Linked DNA regions of Homo sapiens: region 1 is linked to region 2. Evidence: chromatin loops called from intact Hi-C (ENCODE). Cell type or tissue: dorsolateral prefrontal cortex. All regions are shown on one strand. Links, peaks and the distances in the headings refer to the core of each region. The heading gives the core; the rest is flanking DNA.

Region 1 (8,330 bases), core at 155-8,154, 150 kb before region 2:
ATTTTTCTAATTTTGATGTAGTCCAATTTATCTAATTTTTAAAAATTTCCTGTGCTTTTGGTGTCATATCCAAGAAATCATCACCAAATCTAATATCATGAAGCTTTTCCCTTATGTTTTATTCCAAAGGTTTTATACTTTTCCGTCAAACTCATTTTTAGTTAATTTTCGTATATGGTGTAAGGAAAGAGTCTGATTTCATTCTTTTGCATGTGGATATACAGTTTCCCAAACATGAATTTGGTTTTGATAGTACTTTGTTAATTAAGACTTTTGCACCTGGTAGACGCTCTTTGACCTCTAACCCACTGGAATCCTCTCACCATCCTTCCCTGACAGTTGACCATTTAGCTTGGGCTTAATACTTCCAATGACGGAATACTCACTACTTAATAAAGCAGCTTTTCCTGTGGTAGAACAATTGTATTTTATAGAAAGATCTCCATTTTGAGCCTCAAGTTTCCTCCCTGTAGCATCCACATTTTGGTCCTCGTTCATTCTCTGAAGCTGTAGGAATCAGTGAGAGCTTTTTTTTTTTTTTTTTTTGAGACAGAGTTTTACTCTGTCACCCAGGCTGGAGTGCAGTGGCACGATCTCTGCTCACTGCAACCTCCAACTCCAGGGTTCAAATGATTCTCCTGTCTCACTCTCCTGAGTAGCTGGGACTACAGGCACATGACACCACATCTGGCTTATTTTTGTATTTTTAGTAGACGGGGTTTCACCATGTTGGCCACGTGAAACTGGTCTCAAACTCCTGGCTTCAACTGATCTGCCTGCCTCAGCCCCACAAGTGCTGAGATTACAGGCGTGAGCCACTTCACCCAGCCAGTGGGCACTCTTTTCCAAAGGAAAGTACTTTGTTGCCTTTTTTTTGAGACTGAGTCTCAATCTATCACCCAGGATGGCGTGCAGCGGCACGATCTCAGCTCATTGCAACCTCTGCCTCCCAGGTTCAAGTGATTCTTGTGCCTCAGCCTCCCAAGTAGCTGGGATTACAGGTGACTGCCACCACGCCCGGCTAATTTTTGTGTTTTTAGTAGAGACAGGGTTTCACCATGTTGGTCAGGCTGGTCTGGAACTCCTGACCTCAAGTGATCCACCCACCTCAGCCTCCCAAAGTGCTGGGATTACAGGCCTGAGCCACCGCACCCGGCAGGAAAGTACTTTGAATTGAGTAAATAACGCAACTATATGCTGGGCAGCTACCTGCCAGGTTTATAAGGTTTAACACATTTACTCCACAAAGCAATCTATGAAAAGGTCCTATCATTGATTCCTATTTTATAGATGAAGCAAATAAGGCTTGAAGAGCTTATGATTTTAGCAAGGTCCAACAGCTATGTAAATGGCACCACTGATATTTCAAAGGCAATGGCCCTGACCACTCTGCTACACCACCTTTCTCTCCTCTTCTCCAATACCCAGCCCAAAACTCTTTTGGATCTTTGATTATTCTTCAAGGGGCATAGCTTTCTTTCTTTCTTTCTTTCTTTTTTTTTTTTGAGACGAACTCTCGCTCTGCTGCCGGGCTAGAGTGCGGTGGCGAGATCTCGGCTCACTGCACCCTCCGCCTCCCAGGTTCAAGCAATTCTCCTGCCTCAGCCTCCCAAGTAGCTGGGACTACAGGTGCGTACCACTACGCAAGGCTAATTTTTGTATTTTTAGTAGAGATGGAGTTTCACCATGTTGGCCAACATGATCTCGATCTCTTGACCTCGTGATCCGCCCGCCTTGGCCTCCCAAAGCGCCAGGATTACAGGCATGAGCCATGCCGCTGCACTCGGCCTAAGGGGCATAGCTTTCTCATCCTCTGCCATCCTAGGAAAATTTTAAGTATTCATATTAAAATGAAAACTAAACACAATTGTCCATATATGCTCCTTAGGAGTAGAATGCCAAGGACCTCTTAGCTCCTCTGACCTGGGAACTACATTCTCTCTAATGATACATACGACTGGGTTAGAGGTTTGGGCAGCTGCCACCAAGTAAAACCTCTAGAATTTTGCTATGTCACTTTCTGCTAAGGTAGCTTTTCCCATCTACACTAAATAAATAAATCATCCAGGTGATTTATTTTTAACCAATGCAGAGGATTTTTTACTTATCTCCATGGAGTTCAAACATTTCTCCAGGCTGGGTGGGGTGACTCACGTCTGTAATCCCAACACTTTGAAGACTAAGAAGGGGCAGATTGCTTGAACCCAAGAGTTCCAGACCAGCCTGGGCAACATGGTGAAATCCCATATCTACAAAATATAGAAAAATTAGCCAGGGGTGGTGGTCCACACATGTAGTCCCAGCTACTCTGGAGGCTGAGGTAGGAGGATCATCTGAGCCTGGAGACTTGGAGGCTGCAGTGAGCTGTGATGGCGCCACTGCACTCCAGCCTGAGTGACAGAGACCCTGTCTCAAAAAAAACAAACAATAATTCACCAAATCTATTTGGATCTGGATCCTGCCATCATTTTATAGGTAATGCCTCCATAGCACTCACTAAGTGCCAGGCACACTTCTAAGCCCTTTTTATACATTAACACAAATAATCCCCACCACGACCTAATGCCATACACATCATTATGGTCACTATTTTGCAAATAAGAAAACAGTCACAGAGCAGTTCAGTAACTTGTCCAGGGTCACACAGCTAGTCCATGACTGAACCAGAATTTAAGCCCAGGATGTCAAGTTCCAGAATTGGTACACTCAGCCTCAATACTGTGCTGCCTTCAAATATTCTGACAATCTTAGACAGCTTTGGGGATCCAAAAGATTGAGAAGTACTCTTGGGGACCTCTTTTTTTTTTTTTTTTTTAAATACGGAGTCTCAACTCTCTCCCCCAGGCTGGAGTGCAGTGGTACAATCTCAGCTCACTGCAACCTCCGCCTCCTGGGTTCAAGTGATTCTCCTGCCTCAGCCTCCCAAGAGGCTGGGATATTACAGGCACATGCCATCATGCCCAGCTAATTTTTGCATTTTAAGTAGAGACAGGATATCACCATGTTGGCTAGGGTGGTCTTGAACTCCTGACCTCAAGTGATCTGCCCACCTCAGCCCCCCAAACTGCTGGGATTACAGGCATGAGCCACCGCACCTGGCTCCCATTTTTTTTTTAAGACGGAGTTTCACTCTTGTTGCCCAGGCTGGAGTGCAATGGAGCGATCTCGGCTCACTGCAACCTCCGCCTCCCAGGTTCAAGCAATTCTCCTGTCTCAGCCTCCTGAGTAGCTGGGATTACAGGCACATGCCACCACACCCGGCTAATTTTTGTATTTTTAGTAGAGATGGGGTTTCCTCATATTGGTCAGGCTGGTCTCGAACTCCTGACCTCAGGTGATCTTCCCACCTCGGCCTCCCAAATTCCTGGGATTACAGGTGTGAGCCATCACGCCTGGCCCCTGGCTCCTTTTTTTTTTTTTTTTTTTTTTTTTTAAATAAAGACCAAAGGTCCAGAGGCTTTGAAAGGCAAATAGTATTAAGTCAGGATTTGATATCAGGATTTCTTTCATTCTGTTTATTTTCTCATTGCTTTCTACTTATGATACTGTTTCATTTGGTAGTAATAATATTTCTTTCTAAAATAAATTGAAGTAAAAAGAAGTGAGTTGATGTAAGAAAAATGTTACAGATATGAAAAAATCATAATGGTCATTAAAAAATTAGTGAAACTTTGGAAAGACTGTGTTCAGTCAAGTGAAGTGAAGTTAGCTTGCAACCACAAAAAAACCCCTAAGTCTCAATGGTTTGAACAGCAAAGTTAATTGCTCACCTATAGTACACGCCCAGCATGGGTCGGCAGGGGGCGCTCCGCGTTGTGGAACGATTCATATCTATACTTGCTTCCCCAACAAGGGCAGCACTGGCCTTTAAAGCTTCTGCCCAGGTGTGACACAGGTTGTTTCTGCTCACATCTCGTTACCTGAAACAAGTAACATGGTCACATCTCATTTCAAAGGAAGCAAGAAAATGTAATCCCCATCATGTGCCGGAAAGGAGAGAAATAGAATAGTTGAGAACAGCCCTCAGAGAGACTATAAGTAAGGGGGCATAAAAGATGGGTCTAGAGAGATAGGCTGAGTCATGACTCACTGAATTTGTCTGACGTAGATCATGATGGCCCATCCCACCAAGTGGCCAACATTTGTTCCCAGAAAAGGGAGTGTGATGATCCCCCAGAAAGAACACAGTCTGACAACATTATTCTGATGAGCAGACACACCTCTCAGGCTGCCACTCAGGAGTCCTTTTGGGTGGGGAGGTGGGGATGCTGATATTTCCTAAGTGGTTTCAGCTGAACTCTGTGATCTTTTTTTTTTTTTTTTTTTTTTTTTTTTGCCTATTCCCTGAAGGGAGATGAGGCAATTTGGGCTTTGGCTGAGCTAGGGTTTGGTTCTGTCACCACTTGCTATCTAGGGAAGGGTAATAATTGGAAAGGAGAGGAATTCAAGGAGAGGGTCCAGGTGGGTAGGGAGCCTCACACAGGGTTTGGTGATCAGGTGATTGAGAGGCCTCCTTGAGGAGTTTTCAAAGTGCGGTCTGAGGGCACCTGGTATCAGAAGTGCCCAGAAGCTCATTAAACACTTGGGCCAGGTGCTCCATGGCTCCTGCCTTTAATCCCAGCACTTTGGGAGGCTGATTTGCTTGAGGCTGGGGTTCAAGACAAGCCTGGACAACATAGCAAGACACCTCCCCCCGTCTCTATTTTTTAATTAATTAATTTGTTTGTTTATTAATTTATGGACTCTCACTCTGTCGCCCAGGCTGGAGTGTAGTGGCCTGATCTCTTCTCACTGCAACCTCCGCCTCCCAGGTTCAAGCAATTCTCCTGCCCCAGCCTCCCAAGTAGCTGAAATTACAGGCATGCACCACCACACCCAGCTAGTTTTTGTACTTTTAGTAGAGACAAGGTTTCACCATGTTGGCCAGGCTGGTCTTGAATTCTTAGTCTCCAGTGATCCACCTGCCTTGGCCTCCCAAAGTGTTGGGATTACAGGCATGAGCCACCATGCCCCACCTCTATTTATTAAATATTTTCTTTTTTTTAATCTGATGACTAGGCCCACTGTTGGTCCTGGCACCTGGAGGTAGGACCCCAGGCATCTGATTTTTTTTGTTGTTTTTTTTAAGGCAGGGTCTCGCTCTGGCGCCCAGGCTGGAGTGCAGTGGCACGATCTTCACTCACTGGAACCTCCACCTCCCAGGTTCAAGCGATTCTCCTGCTTCAGCCTCCCGAGTAGCTGGGATTACAGGCATGCACCATCACGCCTGGCTAATTTTTTTTTTAATAGAGACAGGGTTTCACCATGTTGGCCAGGCTGGTCTTGAACTCCTGAACTCAGGTGATCCACCCACCTCCCAAAGTGCTGGGATTACAGGCGTGAGCCACCGTGCCCAGCCACCATCTGATTTTTTTTTTTTTTTTTTTTTTTTTGAGACAGAGTTTTGCTCTTGTTAACCAGGCTGGAGTGCAATGGCACGATCCCGGCTCACCACAACCTCTGCCTCATGGGTTTAAGTGATTTTCCTGTCTCAGCCTCCCAAGTAGCTGGGATTACAGGCATGTGCTACCACGCTCGGCTAATTTTGTATTTTTAGTAGAGACGAGGTCTCACCATGTTTGGCAGGCTGGTCTCGAACTCCTGAACTCAAGTGGTCCACCTGCCTCAGCCTCCCGAAGTGCTGGGATTACAGGTGTAAGCCACCTCGCCCAGCTGCCATCTGAATTTTTAATAATGGCCCCAGATGATTCTTATGGACACCAAGATTTGAGAAGCATTGAATGACTGAGAGAAAATTTCTTGTAAGGGTAGAAGCCCAGCACAGTGGTTCTCAGTGGAGATAATTTCAACCCCCAAGGGACATTTATAAATGTCTGGAGATAGTTTTGATTATCACACCTTGAGGGTAGGGAAAAGTGCTGCTGACATCTAGTGGCTAGAGGCCAGACATGCTGCCAGGGACAATGTACAGGACAGTCCCCACGACAAAGAATTCTCTAGCCCAAATGTCATTAGTGCTTAGGTCAAGAAACCCTGGTTAGCCATTAAGAGTTTGAACCTTTCTAAATGTTGGAGCACATACGATTTTTAAATCTTCAATTTTTATTTTATTTTCCAAAATTTCTACTATATGCATAGAATCCTTTTCATTGAATACCTGTTACGCACCGAGCACTTGAAGTTTACATCACTATCAGTTCCTCTTGAAAGACCTTTTCAGTCATTCATCCAACAACTATCCATTAAACACTTACTAAAATGTATTCCAGGCCAGGTGTGGTGGCTCATGCCTGTAATCCCAGCACTCTGGGAGGCCGAGGTGGGTGGATCACCTGAGGTCAGGAGTTTGAGATCAGCCTGGCCAACATGGCGAAACCCCGTCTCTACTAAAAATTAAAAAATTAGCTGGGTGTGGATCCCAGCTACTCAGGAGGCTGAGGCAGGAGAATTGCTTGAACCTGGGAGGCGGAGGTTGCAGCAAGCCGAGATCGTGCCATTGCTCTCCAGCCTGAGTGACAAGAGCGAAACTTCATCTTAAAAAAAAAAAAAAAAAAAAAAAAAGAAGTATTCCAGGCAGAGGGGAAAGTATATGCAAAGGCCCCCAAGACAGGAAAGAAAAACTTTAAAATGGCTAGTATGCCTGCTGCTGATAGGGGTGGGGGCAAGTGGAATGAAATGAGGTTGGACACGGAGGGATATAAAAACAAGGGCGTGCATGGCCTCACAGTGTTAAGTGGGAGTTGTATGAGTTTTGTTATAAATGCATAGGAAGTCATAAAAATTTAAGTAGAAGAGGATCTGAGCCAATGTACATTTGTACAAGATCACCCTTGGCCCCTGAGTGAAGAGTAGGGGGTAGGGAAGCCACAGGAGAAAAAGTGAAGGGGTGGGGTGGAGGCAGGCGGGGGGGGGGGGAGGCGGGGGGGGCGGTGGAGCGGGGGAGATCCCCTCCCCAACCCTGGCAGGTTTAAAAAAAAAAAAAGGGAAGAAGTGAAAAGACTTTTGCAGACCTCCAGAGATGATGCATAAGGTTGGCTGGGGTGGAGATGGAAAGATGGAAAATCTAGATTCTGTTTGGAGGGTGGCAAGAACTGGATTTTCTGATGAACTGGAAGGCATGAGAAACACAACACAAAGATTGTGACTTGCAAGATGTTGGCTTGAATAATTGAGAGAAGGTGGGTGATGATATATGACATGTAGATATGACTATCATTCTCTTTTGACGACTGAGGAAGGGGAGGTGAGTCGTCCTACTTCACAAAGATAGTATATGGGCTCCAGGTGTGTCTAACCCAAAGGTTATAATTTTTCCACACTCCTATATCCACACATTAATTTTTTTTTTTAAATTGAGACAGAGTCTCACTCTATCACCCAGGCTGGAGTGCAGTGGCGCCATCGTGGCTCACTGCAGCCTCCAACTCCTGGGATCCAGCGATCCTCCCACCTTGGCCACCTAAAGCTGGAGTTACAGGCATGCACCATCACGCCCTGCCTATCTTAATTTTCATAATGGGTATGACATTTACTGATAGTAATATCATTATACATGCCCCATACATGCTAACATCTGCTTCCACATGGAAGCAGCACAAAGCCTGGAACCTTCCTCAAAGACCCCCCCCACCCCCGTACATTGGAACAAGGTGCTGGGAACAGAAGTTTAGTAGGTGGTGGAAGGGCAGCGGCTGCTACCCTGGGAACTGGTTTTAAAATCTTACGTTCTGATTGCTGCCGTGGCCATGTGCTGGTGTGTGATGGGGAGATGTTCTTTTAGGTAACTAAATCCAACGAGCTGTGATTGGTGATCGAACCGAGCAGGCCTCCTCTGGATTTGGAGAGACATAGTGCGTCTGGGCCTGTGATTGGCGGGATTGCTGTGATTGGTGAAGTCCCTAAGGCTATCTAAGTTTCTGAACACCAGTTCCTGCGTTGGCCACGAGGAGGAGCCCAGGAAGCGCAAAGCGCAGCACTGCGGAGAGTCTTGGCCGCCTCCTCCGGGACGCCCTCCGGCCCAGCGCGGTGCCTGCCCTGCCCTGCGCCCTGGGGCAACCGCGGGATGAGGTGGGGCGGCAAAGGGTGTCAGGGCTCCCAGCTGCGGCCCGGGTGGCCACGCTTCTCTGCACAGTTCCTTTGGCCTCTTCCCCTGGCTCCCAGCCCCACAGAAGACATTGGCTGACCCGAGGGGTGGGGCTGCGGGTTCGCGAAGGTTTGTGAAGGCCCAGATCCAAGTTGCAAAACTGTGGAGTCTATCAAGTGAGACTTAGCAGCCCCACTCCCTCAGGTGCGCCCCTTGCCCTCCTCAGAGTCCTTCTCTCAAGTTTAGC
Region 2 (8,330 bases), core at 179-8,178:
CCAGGCTGGAGTGCAGTGGCGTGATCTCGGCTCACTGCAACCTCGGCCTCCCAGGTTCAAGCAATTCTCCTGCCTCAGCCTCCCGAGTAGCTGGACTACAGGCGCACGCCACCACGCCCAGCTAATTTTTGTATTTTTAGTGGAGACATGGTTTCACTATGTTGGCCAGGATGGTCTTGTACTCTTGACCTCGTGATCCACGTGCCTTGGCCTCCCAAAGTGTTGGGATTACAGGCATAAGCCACTGCGCCCGGCCGTGTTTACCTTTCAAAAGGATCATTCTGGCTGCTGGTTGGAATAAAGACTGGAGCAGGGATGGGTTAGGGTTGAGGGTTATAGTAGAAGCAATGGCGGGACTAGTTCGGAGACTGTTGCCGTATACATAGCTGAAACTGCCTTTGCAAAATTATGACGGAGACAGTGAAAAAGATCTAACTTCATCTTCGTTCTAACCTTTAACCTGTCCTTGTTCCTTCCTGGGTGTAGGCTGAACTAACTTTGGGAGGAACTTAGTTTATAGTTTAAAACAAAGATGATAACAGCCCCTTCCCAAAACAAACCTTCCTCTTGCCTGGGTACTAGACTGCCTTTGTAGGACTAACAAATTAGCCACAAGATTAGAAATTATGGCTTAGGAGTCATGCAGCTGGAGGCTACAAGATTCTGACCCTCCCTGAACTTCTGCTAAGATCAGCGCTTGAGATATTTTCCAGACCCTGAACTTGATGGATCAGCTGGCACCACACAGATTGATAAAGTGGCTCATCTGATCTTGTGGCCCGCACCCAGGAACTCAGTGCAAGAGGACAGCTTCAGCTTCCCATGATTTCATCTCCTACCTGACCAATCAGCACTCCTTGCTCACTGGCTTCCCCCCACCCACCAAGTTAACCTTAAAAACTCTGATCCCCAGCCTGGAGCGGTGGCTCATGCCTGTAATCCTGGTACCTTGGGAGGCTGAGGCGGGTGGATCACTTGAGGCCAGGAGTTCTAGTCCAGCCTGGCCAATATGGTGAAACCCCCGTCTGTACTAAAAAAAATACAAAAAATTAGCCAGGCATGGTGGTGCATGCCTTGTAGTCCCAGCTACTCTGGAGACTGAGGCAGGAGAATCACTTGAACTGGGGAGGCAGAGGCTGCAGGGAGTGGAGATTGTGCCATTGCACTCCAGCCTGGGCAACAGACTCCGTCTCAAAACAAACAAACAAACAAACAAAAAACTCTGATCCCCAAATGCTCAGGGAGGCTGATTTGAGCAATAATAAAGCTCCGGTCTCCCACACAGCCGGCTCTGTGTGAATTACTCTTTCTCTGTTGCAACTCCCCTGTCTTGATAAGTCAGCTCTGTCTAGGTAGCAGGCGAGGTAAACCCCCTGGCTGGTTACACAGCTTGAAGACAGCTCTGTATCTAAACTGTATCTACGTCTATATCTACCTTGGTCCCTCTTAATTCTTGCTACGGTAATCTATTTTATTTTATGGATGTATCATAATTTATTTCCTCAGTTCCCTAAGGATAGACTTTTTTTTTCGTTTGAGACAGAGTCTCGCTCTGTCGTCCAGGCTGGGGTGCAGGGGCGTGATCTCCGCTCACTGCAGCCTCTGCCTCTCGGGTTTAAGCAATTCTCCTGCCTCAGCCTCCCAAGTAGCTGGGACTACAGGAGCGCGCTGCCACGTCTGGCTAATTTTTGTATTTTTAGTAGAGATGGTGTTTCACCACGTTGGCCAGGACGGTCTTGGTCTCCTGACCTCATGATCCGCCTGCCTCGGCCTCCCAAAGTGCTGGGATTACAGGCGTGAGCCACCGTGGCTGGCTTTTTTTTTTTTTTTTGAGACAGGGTGTCCCTCTGTCACTCAGGCTGGAGTGCAATGGCACAGTCTCTGCTGACTTCAACCTCCGCCTGTCGGGCTCAAGGGATCCTCCCACCTCAGCCTCCTGAGTAGCTGGGACTACATACAGGTGCACACCACCACACCTGGCTAATTTTTTAATTTTTTGTAGAAGTGAGGTCTCACTATGTTGCCCAGGCTGGTCTTGAACTCCTGGGCTCAAGCAATCTGCCTGCCTCAGCCTACCAAAGTGCTGGACTGCCCAAGGGGTTCACCTTGCACGCTGCCTAGACAGAGCTGATTAATCAAGAAGGGGGAATTGCGACAGAGAAAGTAATTCACACAAAGCCTGCTGTGCGGGAGCCCAGAGTTTTGTTATTACTCAAATCATCCTCCCGAAAACTCAAGGATCAGAGTTTTTAAGGATAATTTGGTGGGTAGGGGGCCAATGAATTGGGAGTGCTGATTGCTTGGCTGGGGGATGAAATTGCAGAGAGTCGCTGGGCGCGGTGGCTCATGCCTGTAATCCCAGCACTTTGGGAGGCCGAGGCGGGTGGATCACGAGGTCAGGAGATGGAGACCATCCTGGCTAACACGGTGAAACCTCATCTCTACTAAAAATACAAAAAAACTAGCTGGGCGTGGTGGCGGGTGCCTGTAGTCCCAGCTACTCGGGAGGCTGAGGCAAGAGAATGGCGTGACCCCAGGAGGTGGAGCTTGCAGTGAGCCAAGATCGCGCCACTGCACTCCAGCCTGGGTGACAGAGCGAGATTCCTTCTCAAAAAAACAAAACAAACAAACAAAAAAACCAGAAATTGCAGAGAGTCAAAGCTGTTTTCTTCTGCTGAGTCAGTTCCTGGATGAGGGCCACAGAACTGGTTGGCAGGTCCAGTGGGGCCATCTGGTTGTTAGAAATGCAAAAACCTGAAAAGACATCTCAAAAGGCTGATCTTAGGTTCACAATAGCGATTTTACCTCAAGAGTAATTGGGGGCCAGGCACAGTGGCTTACGTCTGTGATCCCAGCACTTTGGGAAGCTGAGGCAGGCAGATCACTTGAGGTCAGGAGTTCAAGACCAGCCTGGCCAACATGGCAAAACCCCGTCTCTACTAAAAATACAAAAATTAGCTGGCGTGGTGGCAGGTCCCTGTAATCCCAGCTACTGTGGAGGCTGAGGCATGATAATTGCTTGAACCTGTGAGGCAGAGGTTGCAATAAGCCAAGATTGTGCCACTGCACTCCAGCCTGGGTGACAGAGCAAGACTCTGTCTCAAAAAAACAAAACAAAAAAATCTTATGACCTCTAGAATAAGAATAATGGTGGGTACTATTTAGAACTCCAGCCCTTCTCATCTTGGCTTGGTGGCTGGTGGCCTGTGGCCTTTCATTTGTTTTACAAGAACAGTTTAGCTTTCTGGAAAGGGCTATTGTTTAAATGATACACTAAATTCCTTCCCAAGGCTAGTTTGGCCTGGCTTGGCATGGTGGCTCACACCTACAATCCCAGCACTTTGGGAGGCCGAGGCGGGAGGATCACCTGACCAACATGGAGAAACCCTGTCTCTACTAAAAATACAAAAAATTAGCTGGGCGTGGTGGTGCATGCCTGTAATCCCAGCTACTCAGGAGGCTGAGGCAGGAGAATCACTTGAACTCAGGAGGCGGACATTGTGGTGAGCCAAGTTGGCGCCATTGCACTCCAGCCTGGGCAACAAGAGCGAAACTCCGTCTCAAAAAAAAAAACAAAAAACAAAAAAACAAAAAAAACTGGTTTAGCCTATACCCAGGAATGAACAGGACACTTTAGAGGTTAGAAGCAAGATGGGGTCAGTTAGGTCTGATATCTCAGTTATGATTTTTTGCAAAGGTGGTTTCAGGATGACAGGTGTGAGCCATTGCGCCCAGCCCCTGATAGATATTTAGACTGGTCGCAACCCTTTTGCTTTTACAAAAATGAATTAATGAATATATCCTTTGTGCTCAGGTTTCAGCATATCTGCAGAGTTATTCCAAGAAGTGTAGTTGCTAGACACAAGGAAAAATAAATTATTCCTCATATTGAAATTAAATCTGGTGATCTAATTCTCCATCAAAGAAACCAATTTATTCACTCTTTGCCACACCACCCCTTCAGAGACTATAAAAGAGAGGAATCTGCCACCCTTCCCACATCAGTTTTCTTGTCTTTAAATATTCCCAGTCTTGGCAGGGAGTGGTGGCTCACGCCTGTAATCCCACCATGCTGGTAGGCCCAGGCGGATGGATCAGCTGAGGTCGGAGTTCGAGACCAGCCTGGTCAACATGGCGAAACCTCGTCTCTACTAAAAATACAAAAATTAGCCAGGCGTGGTGGCACCTTCCGGTAATCCCAGCTACTCGGGAGGCTGAGGCATGAGAATCGCTCAAACCCAGGGGGCAGAGGTTGCAGTGAACCGAGATTGCGCCACTGCACTCCAGCCTGGGCGACAGAGTGAGATTCTGTCTCAAAACAAAAACAAAAACAAAATAACAAAAACCCAGTCTACCAAGCCACCACCTGAGGCCCTGTCTCCTCCTCGCACGGTCCCCATTTGAGGTTACAGAGAGATAAACTGAGGCACAAGCAGCACCCGCGGCCCAAGACCTCCCCTTGGCCTCACTGTCCCCCTTTCCGTATCTTCCCCGGGCCAAGTTCCAACCCGGATCCCTCCTTCGCAGCTCAGCCCTCGACTCCCACTTCGTCCCTCCTCTGCCCCCTCCGCGGCTGCGGAAGGGGACGCGAACCGTCCTGGTCCCATCCGAGCCGCCGTAGCGCGAGTGCCGCGGGAGTTCGGCAGCCCAGGTCGCCAAGGCAACGGGCTCCGCTGCGGGTTGCGGGCTGCGGGCGCTAGGCTGCCCCGGGGAGGCGCTGCGGACCGGCGGCCCAGGCACGGAGAGGCGGCGAGACCGCAGGTGAGCAGGAGCCGGGCGGCCGGTTGCGGCCCCAACGCTCCGGGCCTGGCGTCGACACGTCGCAGGGGGCGAGGGGCTGAGCCGCCGGGGATCCCGGGGAGGGAGGCTGCGGCCCGATCTTTGTCCCTCAGCCGCGCCGGGGACGGCGCCCCCGACGCCCTTTGACCCCGCCCCGCGTTCAGGGAGAGTCCGTTTTCGGCTGTTTATTATATTTGTAGCCATTGGTCGACCTCATTCGAAAGTTTCTTAAAAAAAAAATCCCTTCTTGTTTGGGGGCCAGAAAATAACTCAAAACTGTGCAGAAAATTTATTTGTGTGTGTGACTCTTCTGGGGCCAGAGAGGATTGACTTCTTTGTGCGTCAGTTTTATCGTCTGCAAAATGGGAATCATGGTAGCACCTGTCTGATGACGTTATTACAAGGTAAATTTATATTTAAAATTCGTGGAGGTAAGCCCTCAATACATGGGAGCTTTTATTATTACTACTACTACAAGGAGGACCATCACTGAGCATTTATTGTGAGCCACGGCCCGGGCTGATAGCCAGGGTAAAAAAGTGAACGAGAGACATCGTGTCCTGAGGGAACTCCACAGTTTTCCGGAGGAGACAGACTCGTAAACAAGAATTCACAGTGATTCCGGTTATGATTTTGGACATACAGGGGGGCTGTGAATGCACAGAGAAAACAGTTAACCTGGATTTCTGGAGGTGAGGTTAGTGTGGATGATCAGGGAGAGATGCCAAAAGAAGGTGACTTCCAAAATGAGACATGAAGGCTGTCTTTATGTTGGCCAGAAGATGAGGCTGGTGGAGTGTACCTTGCTGTGGGTAGATAAAGCAGGTAGAGAAAGTAGGTAGAGAAAAGCCTTGGGGAGAGAGTGCAGACTTCTTGGGAATCTGCAAGGATTTCAGGCTAGCTGGAGAGCAGATTATGAGAGTTGGAGGGGGTCTGGCTAGATGGTGTTTGAGAGACAAGCAGGTGCTCCTCCTGAAAGACTGTAAGTGTGGAGGAGTTTGGGCTTTGTGTTGGGGGCAGTGGGAAGCCATCAAAGGGTTTTAAGCCGGAGGTGTGTGTCTTTGATCAGAGGTATAGTTTCAGAAAGATCAGTTTTTTGTGTTTCTCTCTTGGTCTTATCATTCCTCCCATCTGTTTTTCACTTTGCAGGCATTCATTTGTGGTGATTCATATATATGTGTGTGTGTGACAGTGTGTGCGTGTATGTATTTATTGTTGAGATGAGGTCTCACTATGTTGCCCAGGCTGGTCTCAGATTCCTGGGCTCAAGTGATCCTCCTGTCTCAGCCTCCCAAGCAGCTGGGACTGCAGGTGCACACCACTGCACCTGGCTAATTCAAAAAATATTTAATGAGCATCTTCTTCTATGTGCAAGGCACTGTGTAGGTAGTAAGGAAGCAGGTCCCTGCCCTCAAGGAGATCACAGATTGGTGGAGAAAATATTCATCAAACAAGTGATTATAATTGTGATGAGAATTGTGAAAGGGGGCGCATGTTAAGATCAATCTAGCATAGTTTGGAGATTCAGGTAGAGTTTTGATAAAATGTATGGAGGGTGTAGTCTGAGTTAGCTATCGTGGGGATGTTCCAAACATTTTCAAAAGTACATTCATGGAGCCAAAAGCAGTCCACTACAACTGGAACTTAAAGATCAATATTGAAAGAGATCCATCCAGAGAGGTTGACAAAAAAAAAAAGGCTGAGATTATTCAGGGCTACTGCATTGCATACTCTTGGAAGAATGAGCCATGCACTTAGTCTACACTAAAAGAAATGGCTAGAGAAACAGGAACAGGAGAGAAACCAGCAAAGTATAGTAATGAAGGCCAAAGGGAGAGGTTGGTTGGCCTTTGTAGATGTTGCTGAGATGTCGAGTAATACAAGTTAAAAATTAAAATGTGTCCTTTTGGGTAAATAAATATGGAGGTCGGTTGGGACCTCATTGAGCAGATTTGGTGAAATGGTTGGGGCGGAATCTATAATATCAGCAGCTTTCAAAGGTTCAATATAATATATCAGTGGGATGAGTTAAGAGTGGGATGTGAGAAAGACAAAGTGTAGGCAGCTCAGAGAAGTTTGGCTGCGAAGGGAGGTAGAGAGAAGGCTGAGGAGCGATTGGGGAATAGGTGAAGTTTTTTTGAGCATGAGAGAGATTAAATGCTGTTGGCAAAGAGCCAGTGGAGAGAGAGAAAGGCTGAGAAGACACAGGATATGAAAGGGAGAATTGATAGTATAACTTTCCTGAGAAGGTGGGAGTGGAGGAGCTCCACAGTACAGATCCTTCAATAGGAGTCTGATGCCTGTTACTTTTTGGAGACGTGGGAAGCCAGGTTATTCCTGAAAGGAGTGCACCAGTGTAATGCAACAAAAATAAATAAAGGTATAAGTGTGGAAGGAAAGTCACAATTTTCATTGTCGGCAGATAGCAGGCATTTATTGAACTAGTATTGTGTTAAGTACTTTTCATGCACCATTCTTTTTTTTTTTTTTGGGACAGGGTATCACTCTGTCGCCCATGCTGGAGTGTAGTGGTGCAATCTTGGCTCACTGCAGCCTCTGCCTCCTGTGCTCAAGCGATCCACCTGCCTCAGCCCCCCAAGTAGCTGGGAATACAGGTGCGAGCCACCACACTCAGCTAATTTTTGTATTTTTAGTAGAGATGAGGTTTTGCCATGTTGACCAGGCTGGTCTCGAACTCCAGACCTCAAGTGATCCACCCGCATCGGCCTCCCAAGATGCTAGGATTACAGGCATGAGCCACTGCGCCCGGCCTCATGCACCGTTCTTAATGAATAATGTGATGTTTACAACAACCCTGTGAGATAGGCCCTCTAATAATTGCAAATTTATGGATAAAGAAACTGAGGTAACATGCTCACTCAGGGTCACACAGTATTTGAATCTAGGTTTACCTGAACCCAGAGCTTTTACTCTTAACCACTACCTGGATGATATAAATCTCTACCTGTGATATGATTGTCTGCTGAGAAAATTCAAGAGAATTAAACTAAAAATACTTAGATATAATAAGGCTAAGTGAACAGCAGTTATAAGATAGACAAAAAGCAATAGCTTTATGCAAACAAAAATAGAAAATGTAATTGTAGGAGAACTGACAATAGCAACATGAAAAATAAATACTTAGAAATAAACTTAAAAATACATGTACCCAGCTTAGCCACACAGAGTAAGAGTTGGCTGGGCATGGGGATGGGATGACAGGATGAGTAAGGTAAAGTAGTTTTCCCATGGGAACATCAGAGTATTGATACTGGAGAAGGGGTAGGTTAAAAAAAAAACAGGTGTCTATCATAAGACATCATGAGATATTGACTATCATGTTTTTATAAAATTGAAAAATTGGCCTGGCACGGTGGCTTACGCCTGTAATCCCAGCACTTTGGGAGGCCAAGGCGGGCAGATTATCTGAGGTGAGGAGTTTGAGACTAGCCTGGTCAACATGGTGAAACCCCATCTCTGCTAAAAATACAAAAATTAGCTGGGTGTAGTGGTGCACGCCTGTAGTCCCAGCTACTTGGGAAACTGAGGCA

What was found. Hi-C counts contacts between places; a loop is a spot of excess contacts. Peaks named below come from ENCODE experiments on the same cell type or tissue, not always from the same donor. Only the 100,000 strongest peaks of a DNase experiment are listed, where the experiment ranks them.
Region 1: a loop joins it to region 2, with 5 times the contacts of the local background. A loop is called at or near these places in 9 of 110 quality-filtered maps.

What each region holds. Positions count from the first base shown.
Region 1 is chr20:44,380,753-44,389,082 of GRCh38, forward strand. All of the region lies in intron 1 of HNF4A (hepatocyte nuclear factor 4 alpha), which reads left to right. HNF4A-AS1 (HNF4A antisense RNA 1) reads right to left here. Exons shown (of 3, transcript NR_172878.1): 2 at 3,771-3,920. Among named protein-coding and RNA genes, the nearest start is that of HNF4A-AS1, 11 kb to the right of the region's middle. RefSeq lists enhancers at 7,698-7,787, 8,158-8,330. In dorsolateral prefrontal cortex, for the core only: CTCF peaks have their summits at 3,791 (motif pointing right), 5,906 (motif pointing left) and 7,945 (motif pointing right); DNase peaks (open chromatin) are centred at 3,819 and 7,879; H3K4me3 peaks cover 461 bases.
Region 2 is chr20:44,527,218-44,535,547 of GRCh38, forward strand. It overlaps a transcript of PKIG not described here. Among named protein-coding and RNA genes, the nearest start is that of SERINC3, 9.3 kb to the left of the region's middle. RefSeq lists an enhancer at 4,247-4,747 and a silencer at 4,646-4,985. In dorsolateral prefrontal cortex, for the core only: CTCF peaks have their summits at 4,713 and 4,916; DNase peaks (open chromatin) are centred at 4,634 and 5,295; H3K4me3 peaks cover 2,629 bases; H3K27ac peaks cover 5,166 bases.